Linked DNA regions of Homo sapiens: all the other regions are linked to region 2. Evidence: chromatin loops called from intact Hi-C (ENCODE). Cell type or tissue: mammary epithelial cell. All regions are shown on one strand.

What was found. Peaks named below come from ENCODE experiments on the same cell type or tissue, not always from the same donor. Only the 100,000 strongest peaks of a DNase experiment are listed, where the experiment ranks them.
Region 1: it touches region 2 in a loop (7-fold over the local background); 3 of 110 quality-filtered maps call a loop at or near these places.
Region 3: a loop joins it to region 2, with 11 times the contacts of the local background. A loop is called at or near these places in 3 of 110 quality-filtered maps.

What each region holds. Positions count from the first base shown.
Region 1 is chr12:27,994,898-28,002,897 of GRCh38, reverse strand. No RefSeq gene overlaps it. Among named protein-coding and RNA genes, the nearest start is that of PTHLH, 26 kb to the right of the region's middle. RefSeq lists a silencer at 2,636-2,836. In mammary epithelial cell, no CTCF peak of the experiment used is centred here; a DNase peak (open chromatin) is centred at 3,197; H3K27ac peaks cover 2,044 bases.
Region 2 is chr12:28,127,516-28,135,515 of GRCh38, reverse strand. LOC105369710 (a long non-coding RNA gene) reads left to right here and starts at 5,942. Exons shown (of 3, transcript XR_931461.3): 1 at 5,942-6,043. It overlaps LOC107984462 (a long non-coding RNA gene), which reads right to left. Exons shown (of 3, transcript XR_001749450.2): 2 at 2,184-2,264; 3 at 942-1,118. RefSeq lists an enhancer at 4,024-5,223. In mammary epithelial cell, no CTCF peak of the experiment used is centred here; DNase peaks (open chromatin) are centred at 4,635 and 7,875; H3K27ac peaks cover 4,926 bases.
Region 3 is chr12:28,019,068-28,027,067 of GRCh38, reverse strand. No RefSeq gene overlaps it. Among named protein-coding and RNA genes, the nearest start is that of PTHLH, 50 kb to the right of the region's middle. RefSeq lists a silencer at 3,586-3,786 and an enhancer at 2,830-4,029. In mammary epithelial cell, no CTCF peak of the experiment used is centred here; DNase peaks (open chromatin) are centred at 157, 2,627, 3,397 and 5,167; H3K27ac peaks cover 5,938 bases.

The sequences.
Region 1 (8,000 bases), 130 kb after region 2:
TTACTGTAAACCACTGAATACAGGGTAAAGAAAATGTTTAGTCATGGGTCTATGCTGACATACAATCGATTTTTAAATTTGCATTATTTTTAAGTGAGACTACTGAAAGCTAAGAAATTAACAATAAAATGGGTCATTGGTAGAAGTAAATCAAATCCTCCCTGAAACTTCACAGGATTCCCACAGCTAAAGGTATGCTGAAAAGAAGCTCACAATCCCCAAATTCTGAAACAGTGTAAGCAAAAGTCAGCAGAATTAGACAATTAAGAATTTCAACAAGTAATCCTATCAGATGATACTATGAAATAAGTATATTTGAAATAATTAATAAAATATAATAAACAGTTAAAAACACCAAAAAAATCCTCAAAATAGAAGATTGGAGAGATTATGGGATGAAATAAAAGTAAAGATTGACTACTAGAAAATTTAAAATCACATCTGTGATTTGCATCTGTAGCTTACGTTATATTTCTATTGGACAGTGCTATTCTAGCGGAATAAGTAATGGGAACCAAAAATAAATAAATATTTTAAAACTGTTATCACTCAACATTTGCATTATATCCTGCCCAAACCTGCTGTTTCTACAATTCAATAAAAGTCAGTAATTATTAACTGTGTGTTATATGCCACATCTCCACAAGAAACTGTGGGGATAAAGTTGAGTAATACATTATCCTTTCCATCAAGGAACTCAGTTCACAGCCTGGTAGGACATACTGGTGAGAACATAATTATCTATCAGAATGCAACAAGTTCAGGATGGGAGCACTGATTTTTTTTTTCTTTCTGAGTAGAAATGGGAAGAGCTAAGACAAGGGAAAAACCCTCTGGAGGAGTTGTGTGAGATATGTAGACCTTGGTAGAAAGAGGGCATTCCACATGGAGGGGACCACACACAAGAGTGGGTCTGCTCAAGAGATAGTGAAAAGCGTCATGTGGCTGAGAGTAAGCTGGATCAGGATAAAAGAGGCTGGAAATTTCGACAGGATCCAGATGAGGAAAGGCCTCGAATGCCAAGCTGCAGGGATTGACTTTGTCTTCTATGTGAATGGACACCCATCAAATACTTTCAAGCAGAAAACATGGTTCGACTGGAATTTTAGAAAGATAACTCTGGCAGAAAAACGGAGGCTAAACTAAAGTGGGGAGACTAGATTCTGGTGGCCTGGGGCATGAGGGATTGGGTGGTTATCAATAGATCCCTGTGACTTTGGGAGCAGCTGAGTCCATAACAGAGTTACTTGGTCTTGCCATTGCTCACACTTAAAAATAAAAAGACATTTTTTTCTGAAATCCTGGTTAGAACTTCTTTAGTCTCCTATTCAAGGCTAGCTTGACAACATTTTATTTCTGGTTGCTCAATAATCAATTGTTCAGGAAAAAAAAAAGCTTTTGTCTATTCTTAGAGAGCACTCAATCCACTTACGGCTTGAACTGGTTATAGGCAGTTAACTCTTAATTTTGCTAAATTCCTTTTTCAGGATTGATATGAAACAGCTCTGAATAAGGGTGAGTTGTACATGAAACTTATTCCTCAACATCCTCTCTGCAGGTGAACCAGTGTCAGAGGTGTCTGAACCAGAGCAACTCCATCTTGAATAGGAGCTGGGTAAAATGAGGCTGAGACCTACTGGGCTGCATTCCCAGGTGGTGAAGGCATTCTAAATCATAGATGAGATAGGAGGTCAGCACAAGATACAGGTCATAAAGACCTTGCTGATAAAACAGGCTGCAGTAAAGAAGCCAGCCAAAGCCTACCAAAACCAACATGGCCACGAGAGTGTCCTCTGTCCTCACTGCTACACTCCCACCAGTACCATGACAGTTTACAAATGCCACGGCAAGATCCGGAAGTACCCTATATGGTCTAAAAAGGGGAGGTATTAATAATCCACCCCTTGTTCAGCAAAAGAAATAACCATAAAATGAGCAACCAGCAGCCCTCAGGCTGCCCTGTGGAGTAGCGATTCTTTTATTCCTCTACTTTCCTAATGAACTTGCCTTTGCTTTGCACTGTGGACTCATCCTGAATTCTTTCTTGGAGTATGAGCCCTCTCTTGGGGTATGGATCGAACACCTTTCCTGTAACACAAGTATATGTGTTCTCTCTTACTTGGCCTAAAAGTGGTCCAATCAGCTCATCCCCACTGCCCTCCACCCACGAGTCTCAGTTCTGCCCAACACAAGGCACAATGCAGGAGCGAATGTCAGCCTTACTCTAACGCACAGAACGACAGCACCCGATCAATCCAGCTAGAGGAGGAAAGACAGCCTGAAAACATTATTTAATCATCTCAATTCACATCTTTGCCTGTGTTTCCAGGTCCTATTATAAGCTTATGGATAAATCTGAAAGAATATAGCAAGCCCTTAAACAAAAATAGGATCCTTTCTGAATATGTCGCTTTACTGGTTGGATAGATATGTATTCATTCTCTGAAGTTAACTGAAAGCACTAACAACAGCAGTAGAAAAAAAAAAAAAAACCTGTCTGAAGCAGCATTCAGAAATCAGTAAAAATAGAATTGGACTGTTCCATTGTGAGATGCCTTAGTTCTCCTGAAAGTGAATAACATAAATAACGATGGACCAGTTTTCTGCTGTGTCTCCCTACCGCTATGAACAACATGGCGGCTTCAGCAGATGAAAGAGATTATGTGATAGCTGCTCAGAGTTTGGATTTTTTTTCCAGTAAATATTTCTGAGAATCTTAGAGTATGAGTCAAGAGATTCTTGAGGATAACCCTCGGATACAGATAAGTCTGAGAATTACACTTGTAGTGCTCAAACCTGTGTTTAAAAGTGGTATTGCTCTAATTGCCTGCATGCAGCTGGTCAGAGGGGCAGAAGGTTTGACCTCCTGGCTCTTGGCCTTAAAAAAAATTAAGAAAATAATTTAGAACAAAGCTGAGAAGATGGTATTGGTAAATAGTAAGTGATCGCAAGGGTTAAATATTTAAAATTGGTGTTACCCAAATCCAAAAAAGCGCTCTCATAGTTGCACGTGTGGGGGCAATCACTCATCATCACAACCTATGTTTGCCTCACCTCTCCTCTGAAAGAGAGATGCAAGCTATTCTGAAAGCAAATAAATACCCTGACATATTTTTGGAGGTGGCATGTAAATCAAGAACAAACTTGTTCAAGTTGACCTAGACTTAAGAACTTTTGCAATTTTGTGGTGTGACTAAGCCACTAAATGCTCAATTTTTACACAATACCATAGAGTCTAACTTGGAGCAGTGCAACTGTAGTAATTTGCCAAAATGGTCAGGTTTGTTAGCAACAGTATAGGCTTCTAATGTGAATCAGAAAGGAACAATTAGGGATAGGCAAAGCCAACAGGTTTTAAGACAAACATCTTGGCTGATTCTAAGAAAACAGTTTTGCTTTCCTCTTTTGTTTTAAATGGAAAACAATTTATTAATCAAAGGAAATTTACTTAATAGTTCTGACTAAGTCTAAATCTTGATATATTTTAGGTAGCCAAGACATTTTTAGAGATGTTATTGAAGTAAATAATGATATATTTTTACTTTAAAAACCTGATAGTTTAAATTCTGGGGAAAATTCAGAGTCCAAATTTGGGCTATTAACAATAATACAGATTCTGAACATGTGGCCATAAAGAACCTTCTTTTCTTCTCTACTGAAGACACATTTGCAATTATCATAGATTCTCTTACTATATTCACACAACATAAAATGAAGTGCTATCACACACAAAACCCTTAATGTCAACCAAAATTCTACTTCTTGATAGGATGCATTTGAAAATCATTCTATATTTTTGTTGCAGAATCTCCCAAATCTTTTGTAGGCATATAGTTTGCATATCTTCAGGATTAAAAACACTTCAAGCTTTATAATCTCTGTAGATCATTGTTTTTTTAGGGCATACCATGCTGGTTTCATAAACCTGATCAAATCTTTGCCTTCAGGCAGACATCTGCAGTTGTTGGCCTCCAGGTGCTTGAGAGTCCTGGTACTTCAAGACCCTCCCCCTAAGGAAGAGAAAAAAAAAAGAACCTCCAGGAAATCTGCAGGTGCAAGTGTGTTTGAGGGGAACTTAATGAATGATGGATTGCCCTTCTTTTATGTTGTGTATTCAAATAGGCAGTGTGTGTTTGCTCTGATGTAGTTCTGACCTTAAGTACACAGAAAATGAGCTCAGAGCTTTTTCTTGGTACTTCTGATGGAGTTTCTCTTTCTTGTTGCCAAAACATCCACCTTTAAGAGTACTGACTGAGGTACTGAGAAAATGAGTTTTCTAGAAGAAAATAGCTAAAAAAATCTCAGTAAAGGACCATTGATACTAGCGAGATAAATATATGGATACTGTATTAGTCCATTTTCACACTGCTATAAAGAACTACCAAAGACTGGGTAATTTCTTAAGAAAAGAGGTTTAATTAATTCACAGTTCCACAACCTTAACAGGAAGCCTGACTGGGAGGCCTCAGGAAACTTACAATCGTGGCAGAAGGGGAAGTCAGCATATCTTACCATGGCAGAGCAGGAGAAAGAGAGTGAGCGGGAAGTGCCACCCTTTTAAACCATCAGATCTCATGAGAACTCACTCACTATCATGAGAACAGGATGAGGGAAATCTGTCCTCATGATACAATCACCTCCCACCCCTGACATGTGGGGATTACAATTCAACATGAAATTTGGGTGAGAACACAGCCAAACCATATCAGATACCATTGTCTTCATCACTTGGACATTTGCCTATGACCGAGTGTTTTGATTCAGAAGCAGAAGATAATTTGAGATAAATGGCTTATGCCCAAGACTCCTAGAAGACCAAAGCCACTCATGGTCCCATGCTTCTTTGAAATTTTGTATTCTTTTTTTTTTTTTTTCTTGAGACAGAGTCTTGCTCTGCGACCCAGGCTGGAGTGCCATGGTGCAATCTCGGCTCACTGCAACCTCCACCTCCCAGGTTCAAGCGATTCTCCTCCTCAGCCTCCCGAGTAGCTGGGACTACAGGTGCCTGCCACCTTACCCAGCTAATTTTTTTTTTTTGTATTTTTAGTAGAGATGGGGTTTCACCATGTTGGCCAGGCTGGTCTTGAACTCCTGACCTCAAATGATCCACCAACCTCGGCCTCCCAAAGTGCTAGGATTCTAGAAATGAGCCACCATGCCTGGTCTGAAAGTTTTTATTCTTTATCCTCTTTGTTATTTTCTTTGTTCTCTGATGGTTCAAAATAGTAGACACTCATATCCTTTAATCATGGTATACTTAATATCCTTACCCCTAACAATTATCAGAAATGGAATTCATTCTCCAGACACAGACCAAGTTGAACTACATATATTAAATCAAAAGAAGAGGCCATTTGACTATCTAAGGAAGGTTTAAGTAGCTTAAGGGACATATGGGTTATGTTTCACTTAGATTATACACACACACACACACACACACACACACACACATATCACACATCTTATAGATAATGTCTGGCATATAGTAAATTGTTGTTGCCATCAAAAGTACATGAAGAGTTTGGGAGTAAGAATCAGTCACTTCGGGAAAATTCTCTTGGTGAAGAAAAAAATAATCCTAAAAAAGCAAAGACTGAATGGAGCAAAAGAGGGTAGATGTCTCCCTCTTGGACATTATCTGGGCTACGCAATGTTCCCACCACAGGTACATGTGGTAAATGCTCTTCCTTGGCCCCTTAAAAATCATTTCCAATCCCCTTCTCACTGGACACCTCCCACTGTGGAGTCTGGAGAAGGAGAGCTGTCTACTCATGTCCCCAGACTTTCTTGCCTGTAGTGTAAAATGCCAAGTGCTGGCCAAGGAAAAACAAAAAGTATTCTGAGTGAGCTCCTGAGAGAGACTTTTCTTTCTAGATAAAGAGAAGAGCCCTTGACTCTTCATCTTGCCTTGCATGTGAATGTGATGCCTGAAGCTGTGTCAGTGTTACGCAAACATGGAGTTATAAGCATGAGGAAGAAAGCAAGCGTGTGAGGATGGTGAAAGATAAAGGGAGAAATAACCTGGATCCTTGAGGGCTCTGCAGAGCTACTGAACCGATGCCAGCAAACACCTAACTCAAGATTCTTGTAATGAGAGGCAAAAATAGCACCTATTGTTTAATCTACTGTTAATCAGATTTTGTTGTTTGTTGTTGCTTGCCCCAAAAATACATCTATCAGATATGGTATGTTATTCACAGGCTTTTATTTATATGCATATGGAGAAGTCACATCAATGCTTGCTTTGTGTCCCATCAGTTTTGATCATGAGTCCCTCACACTCTGGAGCTGCACAAAATTGGATACTTACCAGCGGCACCTGGAGATCTTGTAAGGAATAGTGATTCCTGGAACTAATACCCAGAAATATTGCTTCAGTAGATCAGAAGTGCAATCTGATGTGGTGTCATGGTTTGAGAGCTACCTCAAGATCCACTTTCACTCATAAGCCAAGTGAAATATATTCTATTTCTGTGAAAGATTGTCTTTCTAAAAGAAGTCCTCAACCCATAGCTATTATCCAAGAAATTCAATCAAGAAAGGAACACACATTTTAGGACTTTGTTTTTCAATCTAAAACTACCAAAACAGATTCTGAGGTTGGAATACAGGAATTCGCATTTTAAATAACCACCCCCAACAGACTCTGAGCCCTTTCCTCCAGATGATTGTACAGACTGCCATTCACTCTTTCAAGAGTACTGGTGGATCAACCAACATATACCAGGCACTGTTCAAGGTACTGGGCTTCCAGCTGTGAACAAGCTAGACCAGGCCTTTACCCTCGTGTGGCCTATATGGGAGGTGAGAGGCAAGATACACAAATTAAAAAGTAAAGTAATAAATCAATAGGAATTCCGGATCATAAGGTCTATAAAGACAACAAAACATGATATGATGTTTTAATAGAGAATGCATTGCTTGGGATGGGATAGAATAAAGCAGTCAGAGAAGTCACCACTAAATAGATGGCATCTAGGCTCAATTCTGAAAGAAAGGAGAGGGCCCTTTTGCCATGAACTAGGAGAAAAGCCTCACAAGGAACCACAAGGCAAAGGCCTTAAGCAGGAATGAGCTGGCACACTTCAGGTACAGAGAGAAGGCCAGTTTACAATGAGAAGAGATGAGTTCAGATTAGAGATTCAGATATTCTTGGCCAGAATAAGAAGTTTGAAAGAAACTCTATTTTTAGCGGAAGCTAGCAAAAGATTTTAAACAAGAAGGAAGAGGAGGGAAAGGTAGGTGTGTGTCTATGGGCATGTTGTGGGAGGGTGTATTAGTCAGGGCTGTGCAGAGAAATGGAACCAATAGAGGAGGGAGAGACAGAGATAGAGACAGAGACAGACAGAAGCAAGAGAGAGAGAGATTTATTTTAAGGAATTGATGACACAATTGTGGGAGCTGGTAAGTCTGAAATTTATGGAAGAGCTGAGTTGCAGTCCTGAGTCAAAAATCTGCAGGATGAAAACTCAGGAAGGGTTTCTATGTTGCAGTCTTGAGGCAGGATTGCTTCTTTTTTCAGGAAATCTCCATTTTTGCTCGTAAGCCTGTAACTAATTGGATGAGGCCCATCGTATTGTGGAGGGCGGTTTGCTTTACTCCATGGCTACTGATGTAGATGTTAACCAGATCTAAGGATACCTTCACAGCAACATTCTGGCTGGTGTTTGACCAAACAACTGGGCACCATAGTTTAAGCAAGTTGACCCAGAAAATTAACTATCACACTATCACAGTGTGTGTGTGAAAGTGTGTGTGGGTGTGTGTATTTGAAGTGATCCTCCTCTCAATACCCATCCATCCATTCATAACTTTGGATGTATAGGGAAGCAGGCATGACCTAATTCCTGACTGGCTCACCTACCATGAAGGCTCCACCTGTCCTTTGCTGGAAGATGTCCCCCTTGGTCTGTCACCCTGGCTGCTTTTCACCCCTCTACACAGGCTGCATTTCTTTTCAACTACCCTGTCCAATTGCTCCAATCTGTCTTCCTGCTTGA
Region 2 (8,000 bases):
TTTATTTTAAACAAATCAGAGTATATCACAGCAAGAACGCAAGTGATTATCTTCAACATAATCAGAGCTAGCGTTTACTGCATGCTCACTATATGCTAGATCCTGTTGTGAGTACTGCACATGAATTAACTCATTCAATCCACCCTCACAAGAGCCCTATGAAGAGGGTACTATGATCATCACCACTTAACAGATAAAATATTTGAAGTAGGGGAAAGACTATTTGTTCAAGGTCACCCAGCTAGTAAGCAGTGGAACAGGAATTCAAGATCAGATGATTTTTCTTCAAGAGGTTCTTAACTCCTGTGCTATACATACATGAAACATGAAAACAAAAATGCTGCTTCTGGCTGACCTTTTCAGGTTCTGTCCCCATTCCTTGGTATTCCCTCTCAGCTGTGGTTAGGACGACTTTGGTGAAAAAGTTGGAGAAGCTGTCCCTAAAGAAATCTTAGCACAAACATCCAAGCTCAAGCAACTTCCTTTTAGCAAATGCCCAAATTCTAACATTCAAAATAGATTCAGAAAATTTCCTCAAAACAAAACCAAAAATCTTTCAAAAAACTTTCAAATAAGAAAGCCACATGAGTTTGTAGACAGAATATCATGTTCCTTGTTCCCAAGGTCTAGCTGAAAAGTTGTTTACAAGTGTAAATTGATGACTTGCCCATGTCATTATCCATTTGCAGATTTGATTTATCCATCTTCATCTGAAAATATATCCACCTCATATGTGATTTTTGCATGCTGATGAGTGCACCTGGAATTGTGACATAGGAGATTGAGTAGGTAGGGGCTAAAGTGGGTGGCAAAGTGGGGATGTGCAAAGAGATAAAAAGAAAATGTGCTTTAACATATTCTGTCATATGAGCCTTTCTCTTTGCTGCATACTTCCTGCAGGGAATATTTCCTCAAAGAAAACTATACAAACAGGCCCCTTCTCCAGTTTATCTGCACCAAAAGTGCTTTTATTGTGTGTCCACACTTAGCAGGTTTGAGAAGAGGTCAAAGTAGTCTGCTCAAGCACCTCATGAATTCTTCGAGGGGTAGGTACAATTTTCCTTCCTTCTTGACAATTTTTCTTAATCTTCATCTCTTTGTTGCAGATTTTTTAGTATCTAATTATTAAGCAGAGAAAAGGCCATAGATAGTAACTGAACACAAATTTCAGGTTCTATCTCACATAAAACTTAACCCTTTCACTGTCAAAAGTTAATCTTTCTACACTACCAACCATAAAGACCAATGACTAGACCTCACATCTTCACTATCCAGGCCATTGATGAATAAAACAAACTCATATCCAGGGTTAAAGAACTGAAGCAAATCTAGAGGCAAGGCCAAGATGAAGAAGAAATTGGTGTTAGAGTGGAAAGAGCAGTAGACTGAGAGTCAGAAGCCCTGGATCCTGCTCCTTACCATTAAATCTAAAATATGACCTTGGGAAACGAACTTCCTTCCTTGACGTTGATATTGTCATTTGTAAAATAACAATAATGAATTAATAATAGTTGCTAACATTTAATGAGAACTCGTTAGAGATGTCAGGCACTGTTCTACACTTAAATGCATTAACTCATTTAATCTTTATAGTGGCATCATGTGTTTGGTGCTAATAATATCACCATTAACTAAGGCGCAAAGAGTTCAGTAACTTGCTCAAGTTCTGAAAGCTAGTAGGTGATAGCATCAATGTTACAGTTACATACCTAAAGTCCTTTTCAAGTCAAAAATTCTATTTTGTTCTAAATGTCTTTCCTCCTCACCACTGACAAAATCAACTCCAAACTCTCCTATTTATGAGTTTTGAAGGCATGCTTTATAGAGTTACAAAAAACTTTAGAATAAAAAAAACCCCAGCAATTAAAGCATTTTTATTTTGCATGTATAATTTCACATATTTCCTTTGGGAAATTTTACATAGTTGTAACAGGCCAACTTTTATTATAACTCAGAAATAAGAAAGCACAAAAGTATTTGGCATTGACTAGAAAAATATCTAAATATTCATATACTTTCATCTGGATGGAAAAGTAAGAGCTAACATTTATTAAAAGCTAAAATTCTTCTGAACACTGTTTAGAGCACTTTACGTATACTATCTCATTTAATCCTCACTTACTCATAAGGCAACAGCCTTGTGATATATCATCTCCATTTTACAGAGGGGATTAATAACTTACCCACAGCACACAGTGTAGCGAAAACTTTAGGATTTGAATCCAGTCACAGTCTTGACCCAAAGCCTCTTACTTAACTTCTGTCTGTGGAAGAAAAGTGAAATCATGAAAAATGGATTTTTGAAGTAAGGTAAACACCAGAGCCTGGGGAGTGCTGTATTAAGTATTTTAAATCCTGCTCAGAGGTTTAGAATGGCAAAATTAAGTCATGAACAAAAACCAGTCCATAATGACTACCGATCTTTGCCAATTTAAGCATATCATTAGAATTAAAATTAATTTTCCGTTATCTATGTCATCTAGGACTTGGAAAAGCACAAGGAATTCTAATTCTCAAAAGAAGCTCAGCCCTCACTTTAGTTAGTAGTTTCAGCCTTTTTCCTGACCAGACATTTTACAGAACAGCCTAGTTATTACAGCTTGTAAAATGGAATACTATGACATTTTGTGAGTTCTTTTTTCCTTTCTGACTTACGCTGCAGTATAAAATGACTTTGAAGTGGATAAAAGTGCGTTTAGAGAAAGAAAGGTTGAGGAGATACGTGTCCTGTGCCTGGACGCTATTTCAGAAGAATAATCAAGCCTAGTTAATTTGTTTGCCAAAATGTCTCTAAAATCTGTAACATATGAGATAATGTGTGAACCATTTTTCACTTTCCAATTTCTGCTTTAAAATGTGGAGAATTGAGTAAGTCTGAAGGCCGGTTACAGAATACCCTGGGTACACTGGCTAATAGATAAACCAAGTACATAGCAGCAAATGTGAGAAATGCAAGATAGGGTAGTATTTTCTTTTATCTAAGAAACCACAAGGTTTTCTGTTCTTCTGAAATATTTCATATTACCATTATGGAAGCACTGTTTCATGGTCACTGCAGCAAATAAGGTCAGGTTATTCTCTGCAGAGACATAAATATGCATTGCTGGAGACAGTTGGGTATCCTCTTTATAAGCACATTGACATAGGAAAGAATTTGTTTTTTTCAATAGGATGCTTCCATCAAATTCTTGCTATAAACATTTGATGTACTGTAGCAAATTAACATTTAAACACTGGGTTTATATGCTTTTTTGTTTGTTTTATAGCCACAAGGAAAACCCACCTTTTCTTAGCTTTTAGTATCATGAATCACAGACCTGTTATTTCCTCCTTCCCATCTACATTTTACCATTTTCAGACAAATAGCACTGTCTCCAGAAAAGCAGTAATTTCATTTTTGCCAGTTATGTTCTTTGTTCAGTTTCAATTTGACATCCCAGAATTATATAACTGAAAGGAACATTGAGAGATCATCTGTGCCAACCACCCCAGGAAGGCATCTTACAGTGTGCACCTACTTCATGGCTGGATAAGAGATTCTCTATTTGATAAATAGTCTCTTCCATTAAGATACCTATGTACATAAAGTGACCAATCAACAAGTACTTATTTTTGTTGCATGTAGAGAACTGTTACAGGTTTTATGGGAATCATTATAACAAACAGAAAAAAAATCTTATACCATAGTTTCCTTATCTATAAAATAGGGAGTGATACTCCTTACCTTACAGAATTGAGGTGACTTGCACATAAATCCACTGGAGTCGTTAGTACTATTAACCTATTTTGTAGATAAGGAATCTTAAAGTTCACAGAGGTTAAGTGCATCACTGTATTCTGCCCAATGTCATGAAGCAAGTAAGTGGCAAAGTCTTCATCTCGATCTTTTGATCTACAGGTTTTTTTTCTTCCAGTCTCTTGTTCTGTTTCTCCACCCACCTCTGAATACCTTATATTTACATAGCAGGACATATTTTATAAGTTTCTTCCACACACATTCTTATTTTGAGTAGATATTTTTATTTCACTAATGAAGAAACTGAAACATTGAGTAAATGGTTTGTCTGTGGTCATTTGGCTGGGGAGGCCGACCAGGTTTTAGACTCCTCTCTTCTGGGCCTGAATTAGAGAATTTTCCACTGCACCACATCAGTCAGCAGAGTTTACAATCTTACTTAGGAATCCACATAAACACACTTGAAACAAAGAAAAATTAAGTCTTAAAACTCTACACTACAAGTACTGGGGGAGATGAGTTCATGAGCTGAAGTGGTTTTTCAGTTTTCATACTTTCTCCATTCTTACCAGCTCTCTTCTCATTTTCTGAGGCCCGTACAGTTCAATTTTCTCCTTTCCCTACATCATTTCAGTCAATCTGTTTTGCCCTTGAACTTCATTTGACTTGTCTATTACATATTTCCAAGTGTAAGTATTACATTCCTTTCATCCTGGAACATGGTTGTCTTCACAAATGTTCAAATGTGCTTAGAACTATTTCTCTTTTTGTTAACATAGTGACGGATTGCTCATTATTTCACAGGGTTTACGTGTTCATACAGATTGTTAAATACCTTCCATGTTATTCCTCAGCTTATGTGGCTGTGCAGGAAGTTGTCAATGACTCAACCTTAGCTGCGTGCCAAGTACTAGAGCTGTGAGCAACCCCCATCTCTAACGGCGCGTCCTACGTCCTGCCTTTGCCTCCCACTGGAAAGCATATCTGCGGTGACCAGTCATATCTTGATTATTATTCCCCCAATGTTTTGGCCTAGCAGAAGGCCTTGTTCATTTTATAAGGCTGCCTTGTGTTCTTCCTAGTGGTGAAGTTAAGGCAAATAAAGAAGTGGCTTGAGCTGTGTGCCATTCTGGGGCCATGCTGCCTGGGCTCAATGAGCAGTTCTGCCAAAGCTTTGTGACCACTACTTAGCTACTCTGTGCCTCAGTTTCCTCATCTGTAAAATAGAAATAATAATTGTAGCTACCTCCTAGGATTATCGTATAGGTTAAATGAGTCAAAGAGCACAGGAGTCAAAGAGTTTGAGCAAATAAATGCTCAATGAATGTCATCTTCTACTGTGAAATTTTTTGTTAATCAGCGTAATATGGCTGGCATAATATAGGGAAGTTGATATATTTTATCAGCTCATTGAACCCTCCTGAGAACCTGAAAGACAAGTGTCACTATGACCATTTATGAGGCAGAGAGGATATTTGATTTGCCCAAATTATTATGACTAGAAAATGGTAGACTCAAAATATAATTCAAATTAGTCTGATTCTTGTATGCCAAATGATAACTGACAGCTGATATTTATTCAATGCTTATGACTCTTTTGTCTCTCATAACAATCCCTTAAAATTATATTACTATTATAATACACTTTTTACAGTTCAGGAAATTGAGGCTTAGTGAGTTCAAGTAACTTCTTAAAAATCAAGTCAATCTGACACTGATTCAAAATACAAAAATTTTTTGATAAGAAGAGCATCTCAAAATTAGATGGTTAAAATTGAGACAACTTGGTGATTTTTTTGATAAATAACTTCTATCTTTTGGAACAAAACATAATAGCAAGAAATAAAGCCTCTCTAATGGAGATTATATGTGAAAATATTATATATTGTAAGATTTAACAGGTCACCTGCAATTTAGTACATTTCTAAATGAAGTCTGAAAGAATCAAGTATTTCTTCCTCCAGATTATACCATAAACTGTATTTCATCAGTTCTAAGCACATTTTTTCATATTTTAAATTTTTCTAAATTAAGATACTCTTTAAAATTTTAACTGGAAAACTTTTCTCTTTAGTGATAAATAAGATAGCAAGCTTTTTATAGTCGATGACTTCTTCTTCTTCTTTCTTCTTCTTCTTCCTCTTTTTTAGATGGAGACAATCTTGATTATAGCTCACTGCATTCTTGAACTCCTGGCCTCAGGCAATGCTCCTGCTCCTGCCTCAACTTTCCAAAGTGCTGGGATTATAAGTGCACGCCATCATGCCCGACCTGACTTGATGACTTCTTAAGATTCAGTGAAGCCTGGTATTTTATATATTTATTTTCTATTATGTGATCTCATTATTAGGGCCTTCAAGTTTGTTTTTTATTTTAAAAAAAGCAAGCTCCTTGCTGGGGCCCATTAAGAAATGAGAACTCTCGCAAAAAATGCTTTTTTATTCATTCACAATGCTGCATATTTCACTGGTAGTTACAATAAATCACAAGCTGATAATTAATGGAGGGAAATATGTAAAGGGCTTTCCCTGGGCAGATTTAGGTGATTCTGTACAACAAAAATGTTAATCAAATGAGAAAGTCAGTATGCTGGTTGAACATTTCTTTTCTCAAAGATTCCTTTTGACTTCATGGAATTACAGTTCAAACATTTGCAAGCTCTTGTTTTTGAAAGATACTAATTACTGTCAAAATTCCCCTCCTCTAGTGTTCATTTAAAATTTCTTTTTCTCTGACCCAGTCTTTCAAATTTCCACCCCCAGTTTGACCTCAGGCTTTCATCCACCACTTGCAGACAAGAGTTTTATGGGCTTTTCCTGTCTTATTTGCTGGAAATAATTTTTGCTCCCCAGAAGAATATTCTTTCATCATAAATTTCTATCTGTTTGTTGTTTCTTTTCTGGATAATTAGGATAATAAGCATTTTTATTCTAGTCTTTTCATGGCTGAGACACCTATAACAAAAGACAGATTAACAAGAAAAAAGCATACATATTTATTTAAGTTTTACATAAAAGAGACTTCAGAAATGAAGACCCAAAAGAACAGGCAAATGTGCATTTTTATGCTTAGGTTTGAGACAAGGTGGATGGTTGTGGAAAAGTATGATTGGACAAAGGAGGTATGCTCTAATGGTAATAAACTGGGGGGAACTTAGCAAGGTCTGTTTGTTCATATTTTTCTCTGCATCCCTGGGTCATCAGAGATAAGGATGTTCTTTTCTTCTGGTATTAGAGAGAGCACCCTTCGCCTGAAGGTCTTATGACCTGCTTCAGGGTAGAAGGTAGAAGAGCGGGAGAAAGTCAGAGAGTGACTTTCCTAGATTTTCTGACCTGCTTCCGGCGGGAGAGATGAGGGGAGGGTAAAAGTGACCTTCCTGCTTCTGCTGTTTTCTCAAATGCCAACATGCTGTATTTTGGGGTTGCCCGTCCTAAACACCATCAATTGTAACAAATGTACCACACTAATACAAGATGATAGGGGAAACTGTGTTTGGGGAGTAGTGGGGGTGGAGGGTGTGTGTACAAGAACTTTTTGTACTTCCTGATGGATTTTTCTGTAAACCTAAAGCTACTCTTTGAAAAGTCTATTGGCTGAGTATGGTGGCTCACACCTGTAATTCCAGCACTTTGTGAGGCTGAGGCAGGAGGATCGATTGAGCCCAAGAGTTTGAGATAAGCCAATGCAATACAGTGTGACCTGTCTCTACAAACAGTTTAAAAATAAGCAAGGGTGTGCAGGTACACACCTGGAGTCCCAGTGGCAATCACACCATTGCATTCCAACCTGAGCAACAGAGTGAGACCCTGTCTCAATAATAAAAATAATAATAATAATGAAGTTTATTAATTCAAAAATACCTATTTTCCCAAATTGAAAATATAATATGGCCCATAGCTTTGTGACTTTTCAATTCAATCATCTTAGTTACCTTCCAGGAGCAAGCTTAGACCCAGTCATCCTAGAAGGGCACATTTTTTGTTGTTTAGGAAATTACCACAAAGGACTGAAAGAAGGAAACAATGCAGGTGATTCAATGTACAGCGTGCTCCCTTTCCTCACTGACTCAGTACCATTAGTGCTTATGTAGCACTTCATGTGCTTAGATTGCTTTATAATAGCTTAATAGCTGAGACTCGCAATACTTCTGTGAGGTAGGTGGTCAGCAAATACCTTGGTTAGAAGTTTCATTTGAACAACCTGATGCCCAGAATTGTTAATGGCATACCCAAGGTAGCAGTGAGTCAGAGAGTGAGGAGGGACG
Region 3 (8,000 bases), 110 kb after region 2:
CAGTCTGAATCCTTTTTCTCAAGGGTTGCAATGGAAGATTTGAGGATTCAACAATGTCAAGCTGGTGTGGAGTCTGGGATGTGCCTGGTTCTCCATGCGTCTGTCTTTGCCGAGTCATCTGTGGGCCCTCAGGCATGGATCCTCCAGCTCACTTGGCCACTTCCGGTGCCACCCTTTGGAGGAGGGGAATCATTCTGTGGTTTTCTGGCTAGGGTAGAGTGTGGGATTCTCAGTGAGGCTCTCTATGGCCTTGTTTGCCAAGGCTCACTGCAGAGCCATTTCCTTTCTAAAGCTGTGTGACCTCCAGGGGTGGGGGTCCAGGCACATGTCCTTTAGAGAAGGTGAGTTTTAGAGCTCACCTGTCAAGGAGGCTGTGCGGGCCCTGCTGTCAAGGACCACTGCCTCAATACCCCCACCCTTGCCCCATCTTTCCTGGGGTCAATCCAGGTGACAATCTGGAGAAACCTAATATTCATCAAACTCTCAACAATTTAAATAATTCCAGAGTCCTTGCCATTTCCCTAAGGCTGTGGGGTTTTGAAACAGAGAGAGAGAGAGAGAGAGAGAGACTCCCTTTTTTCTCTCCTTTGTGCTCTGCCACATTCTTGCCCTGTGGCCAGGAGAACAGGCCAGGAGTAGGAAGAGAAAAGTGGAAATTGTGGAGGGCAGATGGAGAAGGGAGGTGGGCATCTGTTAATATTTCAAAAATGATCTAGCCACAGTACACTCATTGGTCTCATTTAACTGTCACGACAGCTGTGTGAGTAGAAGACCTCACTTTTCAGGCGAGGAAGCTGAGACTTAGAAAGGCTAAGTCATCTGTTCAGTGCCAGTCTGGCACTGTTTTGTTTTTTACTGGGAAGGTGGCAGAACGGAAACCCAGTCTCCACACCCCACATGCAGTGCTCTTTCTGCCACACACTGCGTTCCAGGTGAACTGGACTCCTCGCTGTCTTCATTCACAGCTTCTTCCTGCATATCTTTGCGCCTTTCTCCATGCTCTGGAATGTTCCCCTCACCATCACCACCTGTCAGAGTCCTCCCCATCATACATTCCAGAAGGCTTTTCTCGTCACTTGCGGCAGCAGTGACTTCTCCCTCCAAAACCTTTGGACAGCGGCTCCCCTCACGCTGCCTCTGCTATGCTGCTCTGTCAGGGTCATGTGTGCTCAGATCTTATTGCACCCACAATTTTTTTTTGACAGAGTCTGGCTCTGTCTCCCAGGCTGGAGTGCAATGGTGCGATCTCAGCTCACTGCAGCCTCTGCTTCCTAGGTTCAAGTGATTCTCATGCCTCAGCCTCCCAAGTAGCTGGGATTACAGGCATGCACCACCATGCCTGGCTAATGTCTGTATTTTTGTTAATAGTAGAGAGGAGGCTTTGCCATGTTGGCCAGGCTGGTCTTGAATGCCTGGCCTCAAGTGATCCGCCTGCCTCGGCCTCCCAAAGTGCTGGAATTACAGGTGTCAGCCACCGCACCTGCCCCTAGACTGCAAGCTCTTTGAACCCAGGAACCCTATCTTATTTTCTTTAAAAGAATGAACAAATGAATGGATGGGTGGGTGAGTGGAAATAGGTGCTCCATGACTCCAAAGAGAAAGGAAGAGTCTTGGCAGCCTTACATCTCAAGTCAGGCCATAGGATGAGCTCTCGAATTACAGGGCAAGACGGATGGGAAGAAGCCCTGCGAACTAGTTGGCTAGTCTAGAAGAATGTTGGCAGCATATGTATTGAAGAGAAAAAAAAAACAGAATCATGGACAGTCAAAAAAGGTCTTCACCCTAGACAGGATGGTCCTTCCAAGTGAGGAGTGTTCATATGTCTACCACTGGTTATTCCTCCTGAATTCTCTGTCCACATAAATGCAGAAATAACAGGGCCTGAGCATGAGCTGATGTGAAACAATCACCTCGCAGGGTCATTTTGAGGAAAACAGTGTAATAATATTATTACACTAGCTTCCACTTACTGGGGGTCTATGGTCTACCAAGCTTATGCTTAAGATTGTGAAAAAGGCCAGGCACGGTGGCTCATGCCTCTAATCCTGGTACTTTGGGAGGCTGAGGCGTGAGGATGGTTTGAGGCCAGGAGTTCAAGACCAGCCTGGGCAACGTAGCAAAACCCCATCTCTACAAAAAATACAAAAATTAACCTGGCATGTTGGTGTGTGCCTGTAGTCCCAGCTACTCAGGAGACTGAGGCAAGAGGATCACCTGAGCCTGGAAGATTGAGACTGCAGTGAGCTGTGATTGCATCACTGCCCTCCAGCCTGGGCAACAGAGCAAGACCCTGTCTCAAAACAAAACAAAAAAAAAAAGGATTGTGAAAGAAAAAATTCTCAGTTTCACTTATCAACAGTTAAAGATTTAAAAATAGCTATTAGGGGCTGCTTTAACGACTTCTAAGCATCAGCATGGAAGAAGATGTTCAAAATAACAACAGGGAAAATTTGAATTTGTGAGAGTGGAAGGAGGCATACAGATATTTTCTAAGTGGCCTGCAGAAAGACTTCGTGGTTACCCTGTAGGAAGACTAAAGAAAATAAGTAGTTGGTTGCTAAGCACCATCTTTCCATCAGCATATCTCCACACTCAATGACATCATACAAAACAAGATTCATTCTTATGAGCCATGAGCTAAAGGCTTGTCTGAGGGAAGTTCATCCCAGATGCCTAGCATATCAGGAATTTATTTAGCCAACTGGTAGGTGGTTGATCAACTTGAACCATGGTTACAACCAGATGTATACAACCACATGCTATGTCAGAAAAGGTGAGTCTTAACTGGTTAATTATAATTTCTCCTTTTCTTTTAAATGAAGTACCAGGTAATAATTTTTAAAAGGTACACCAAGTTTATGCTAGGGCTTTTCTTTCCACAGTTTAAAGAGGGAATAGACTATGACAGGGAGAACATTTTAGATAAATAAATGATGTGTGTAAATTTCCCCCATTTGTTTTAATCTTCTTCCTACACGCTATCCGGCAGTCCATCCCACCTGTCCCAAACGGTGGGACAGGCTGCAGGCTACATTCTTCCACCTTTCATGGTGTCTTGCCTTGGTAATTGCTGTTCCCTTAAAATAGAGCAATGAAATCAATGCTATGTGGGCAACTGACAATGAGGAATCTCTCATATTTCCCAGAACGAAGAAAATCTTAGCCATAGGGGTAAGATTGTGTTGAGCCAGATACTATGTCAAACATTGAAAATATAAAAACACAAACATTAGTAAATAAGCTACAGCCCCATTTTTCCCAGGTGGCCTCTAAAATGCACCTCCCCTACCCCCCACAGTGATCTCCACCTCCTGGTATTCATGCCTTTGTGTAATTTCCTGGTTTTGAGCATGAGCTGGACCTAGTGACTCACTTCTAATGAACAGAATAAGTCGAAAATGATGAGCTGTCACTTCCGACATTAGAGGGCAAAAAAATCTGTGGCTTCTGGCTTTGGCCTCCCCTCTCACTCTCCCACTGGCTTGTTCTGAGGGAAGTGAGCTGCCATGTTGTGAGCTGCCCTGTTGTGAGCTGCCCTACAGAGGGGCCCATGTGGCAAGGAACTGATGTCTCCGGTCAACAGCAGCAAGGGCCTGATGCCTGCCAACAGTCACTTGAGCGAGCTTGGAAGTGTATCCTCCCCAGTTGAACTCTAAGATGACTGCAGCCCTGTTGAATATCTTAGTTGAAGCCTTGTGAGAAACCCTGAGTCACAGTGATAGAGTTTGGATGTGTGTCCCCACCCAAATCTCATATTGAAATGTAATCCCCAGTGTTGGAGGTGGGGCCTGGTGGGATGTGATTGGATCATGGGGCAGATTTCTCATGAATGATTTAACGCCATCCCCTTGGTGCTGTCCTCATGATAGTGAGTGTGTTCTCATGACATCTGGTCATTTAAAAGTGTGTGGCACCTCCCCTCCCACTCTCTTGCTCCTGCTTTCCCCAGGTGACGTGCAAGCTCCAGCTTTGCCTTCTGCCACGATTGTAAGCTTTCAGAGGCCTCCCCAGAAGTAGATGCCAGTGTTAGGCTTTTTGTACAGCCTATGGAACTATGAGCCAATTAAACCTATCTTCTTATAAATGACCCAGTCTCAGAAATTTCTTTATAGCAATGCAAGAACAGACTAATACACACAGGCACCCAAATAATCTGCATCCAGGTTTCTGATCCACAGAAACTAAGAAAATAAATGTTAGTTGTTTTAAGCCACCAAGTTTTGGGGTAATCTGTTCTGCAGCAATAGCTAACTAATGGGGTAATAGTTATAGAAACAAAGAGTAACCCGCATCCACAATGTCTTTATTATGTGTCTGAAACTGGACTAGATGTTTAACATGCATCATTTCATTTATTTCTCACAATGCTATGAGATATTATCGTTATCCCCGTCTTACAGGTAAGAAAACTGAGACATAAAGAGGCTGCTTGACTTATTCAAGGTTGCACTGCTAATAAATGGAAGAGCTAGGACTGAAGCCCATGTCTGATTTAAGAGTCCTTGCTCCAAAATCAATGAATACCTCCTCCCAGGCACATGCAATGAGCTTCATGCAACAGAGAAAGTGTATAATTCCCCAGGTGACCAAGGGAGAGAGTCAGGCATTAATGCCTGAAGGTTTTAGAGAAGTTTTTGTGTTTATGTTGGGTCTAGAAGAATAAGAAGCTGATCAGACCTCTAAAAATTGAAAGTCCATTATAAGACTTGCCTAAGCGGACTGTCATGTTCAAAGGCATATGAGGTAGAAAAATCTCTTCAAATTTCAGAACTTCTGGTATAAAGTTCAAAGCTATGGGAGATGAGGCCATGTAAATAAATAAGGCTAGATTGCAAAAGGGTTTTCTCCTGTTAAAAACACAAATTTTTAATTGGGTTACTCTTCCTTTATCTTTCAGCTCTTAAATATAAATATTAATTCAAAATCATGTCCAAAAAAACACAATTTAAATTTCCAGATCGTGTAAGTTAGGCTTTGCAATTGACCAGAATTTTTATTTGAAGTTTTAGATTCAGATTACAATAGAGACAGTTCTAAGAAATATTAACTTTTTCCTTTAGTGGTCTATGACAAGTAAATACATAACGAACAGAGCTTACTGTTTGTCAACATGACTAATTCTGTAAATATTATCTCAGCCTCTATGATTTCATTGATTTAACGTCAGGTGTGTGGTTTCATCTGTCTCAACAAGCTGCAGATCTATTGTGTCTTACTTGGGAAATCTGTGGCCTTGGGTACCGGAAAGAAAACACTCGCAACATTGAACTCTCATTTATTGAGGCAGTAGCTTTTATTGTAGAAAAATATAAAATTGCAACTGATATTTGTGATGTCAAACATTAAGTTTCTATACACCCAAATAGATCTCAGGTAATTGAAAGAATTCTATTATCTTACAGTAGAAAAACAATCAGAAATGCTAATATTTAACAGCATTGTAGAGGAACAATAACTGATTCAACTTTAAAACATAAAGAAAATAAAAACAAATGTATAGAGCTTTTAAAATCTAAAAGTAGCCTGGGCAACATAGGGAGACCCCATCTCTACAAGAAATTTAAAAATTAGCTGGGTGTGGTGGCACGTGCCTGTGGCCCTAGCTACTTGGGAAGTGGGAGGATCACTTGGGTGGAAAGGTCAAGGATACAGTGAGCCGTGACCGTGCCACTACCCTCCAGCCTGGGTGGCAGAGTGAAACTCAGTTTCAAAAAGTAAAATATAAAGATATTATGCTGTAATTTGAAAATAGGAGAGCAACATGTTGCAGCAGTCATTTCCATTAAATAGGATAGAAGGTTAATATGTATAAAGAACTCCTGAAATCTATACAGAGAACCCCAATATGCAAATAAGCAGTCATAGTTATTCCCAAAATACCTATTATATTCCCAAAATACCTATTATATTCCAGATGCTTTGTTCATTCTCTCATTTAATTTTTTCAATAATCATGCAATGTCTTGATTGTTATTCTAGTCTTGCCGCTGAGAAAATTGTAGCTTAGCAAGATTAACTCACCCAAGCTTAGTTAGTGGCAGAGGCATCTTTTAAATGGGACTCCAAGGTCTGTATTTTGTCTGCCATGTCATTCCATGTAATTGAAAGCATGAAGATCACGAACAGACTCTATATAGCTTCTGTACTATATTATCCTCAAATATAACCTGAGTAAATTAAAGCAACTTGCAGGTAAATGTTAAGCATTCTAAAATATCTTTAGATTTAATGATAACACAAATATTGATATAGGTTTGATAATGGAAGGAAGGAGTAAATCTTTTACCACATCAACATTGTGATTTGATAAAACCTAACTGGAAAGAAACTTGACAAGCACTTTATAAAAAAATTATTTGGGACTGTCCGAACATCACATTCACCAAAGCCTTTCCTGGTATCTCCGTGCGCAAACAGAATTATGTACCTTTCCTCTGTACCTTGAAAATATTGACCTCTATGTCCCCAATCCATCACATGTGACTGAAACACAGAAAGAATTTCTTCATAAGTATTTATTGACTAAATGAAGAAATAATTCCTTAGAAGTGAAAAAAAAATATACACATGGAGACATTCATTACAGCATTCTACACAATAGTAGAATGATGAAAACAAGGTCGACAAAACCGAAATGGTTAAAAGACATTATAACAACATGACTGATTATTTCATAGCCTAACAATTTAATAGGCAGTCACCAGTGAAACTTCAAGAATATGTAGCCATTATGGAAAAATAAAAGTTGTATACAAAATGTAGTGCGATTGATCTAATGTTAAAATGTGTTTGTATGGGACAAAGACTGCAAGTTAATATACTTAAAAGTTGCCAGGTGCAGTGGCTCATGCCTGTAATCCCAGCACTTTGGGAGGCCAAGGCGGGAGGATTGCTTGAGCCCAGAAATTTAAAACCAGCCTTGGCAACATGGCGAACTCTCTTCTCTACCAAAAAAAAAAAAAAAAAAAAAAAAAAAAAATATATATATATATATATATATATATATATATATATATATGCTTTTTAAAAATTCTGGGCATTGTGGCACATGCCTGAGGTCCCAGCTACTTGGGAGACTAAGGCAGGAGGATTCCCTTGAGCCAGAGAATTTGAGACTGCAGTGAGCCGAGATGGCACCACTGCACCCCAGCCTGGGCAACAAAGCAACATGCCGTCTCCAAAATAATAAAATAACAAATAAAGTAAAAGTTAATGGTTATCTTAGAGTGGTGGGATAAGGTTTTCTTCAATCATTTCTCACAATTTCCTTTAATGCGATTGTTAAATTACTTATGTTCATCTCAAAAATGACTAAAATTGCTCTTAAGATTATTTGGAGGCCAAGAAAAATAGTTTGTTATCAAAATTTTCTGTCTTGACCATTAAGAAGTTCAGAGCTACCATAACTTTCCTTAGCTGTTTGTTTCTGATATAATTATTTTCCCCCACCTTGATCTCTATTAATACTTAGTTCTTACTTTTATTTTTCTTTTAGTGGTTTGAGGAATTTATAACTGTGCTTTTTAAGCTGCTTCAAATCATTTTTACAAGTAGGAGGATTATAAATAAATAACAATAAAGATTGCCGTGTAATAAGTAAGCTATACATAATACTAAGACATTATTCAAGGAATTAAGCACTAGAACACTGTATTAGGAATTAGACATCTAGACATCAGATGTCTAGAAAACCATCTGAATGCTAATGAAAGCTAACTCCTTTACACTTCCAACCTTCATCTCCCCTTCTCTCCCAAAGAACTAACACCCTTACACAAAACTCTACTGCATTACTTCTCCATGATGTCTTTTTATTTTAAACTTGTACGAGCAGTGACTACCTCAGCACAGCATATGCTGTTAGTATTAATGTGCTGCTGAACGATATGGCATCATCTGCTTCCACTGGGACATCACCTCTCCGTTCCCTTCCATGCCACCACCCTCCTCCTCCCCCACAAGCTCTTTTTCTTTCAGGATGTGATCTGTACTTTAATCCT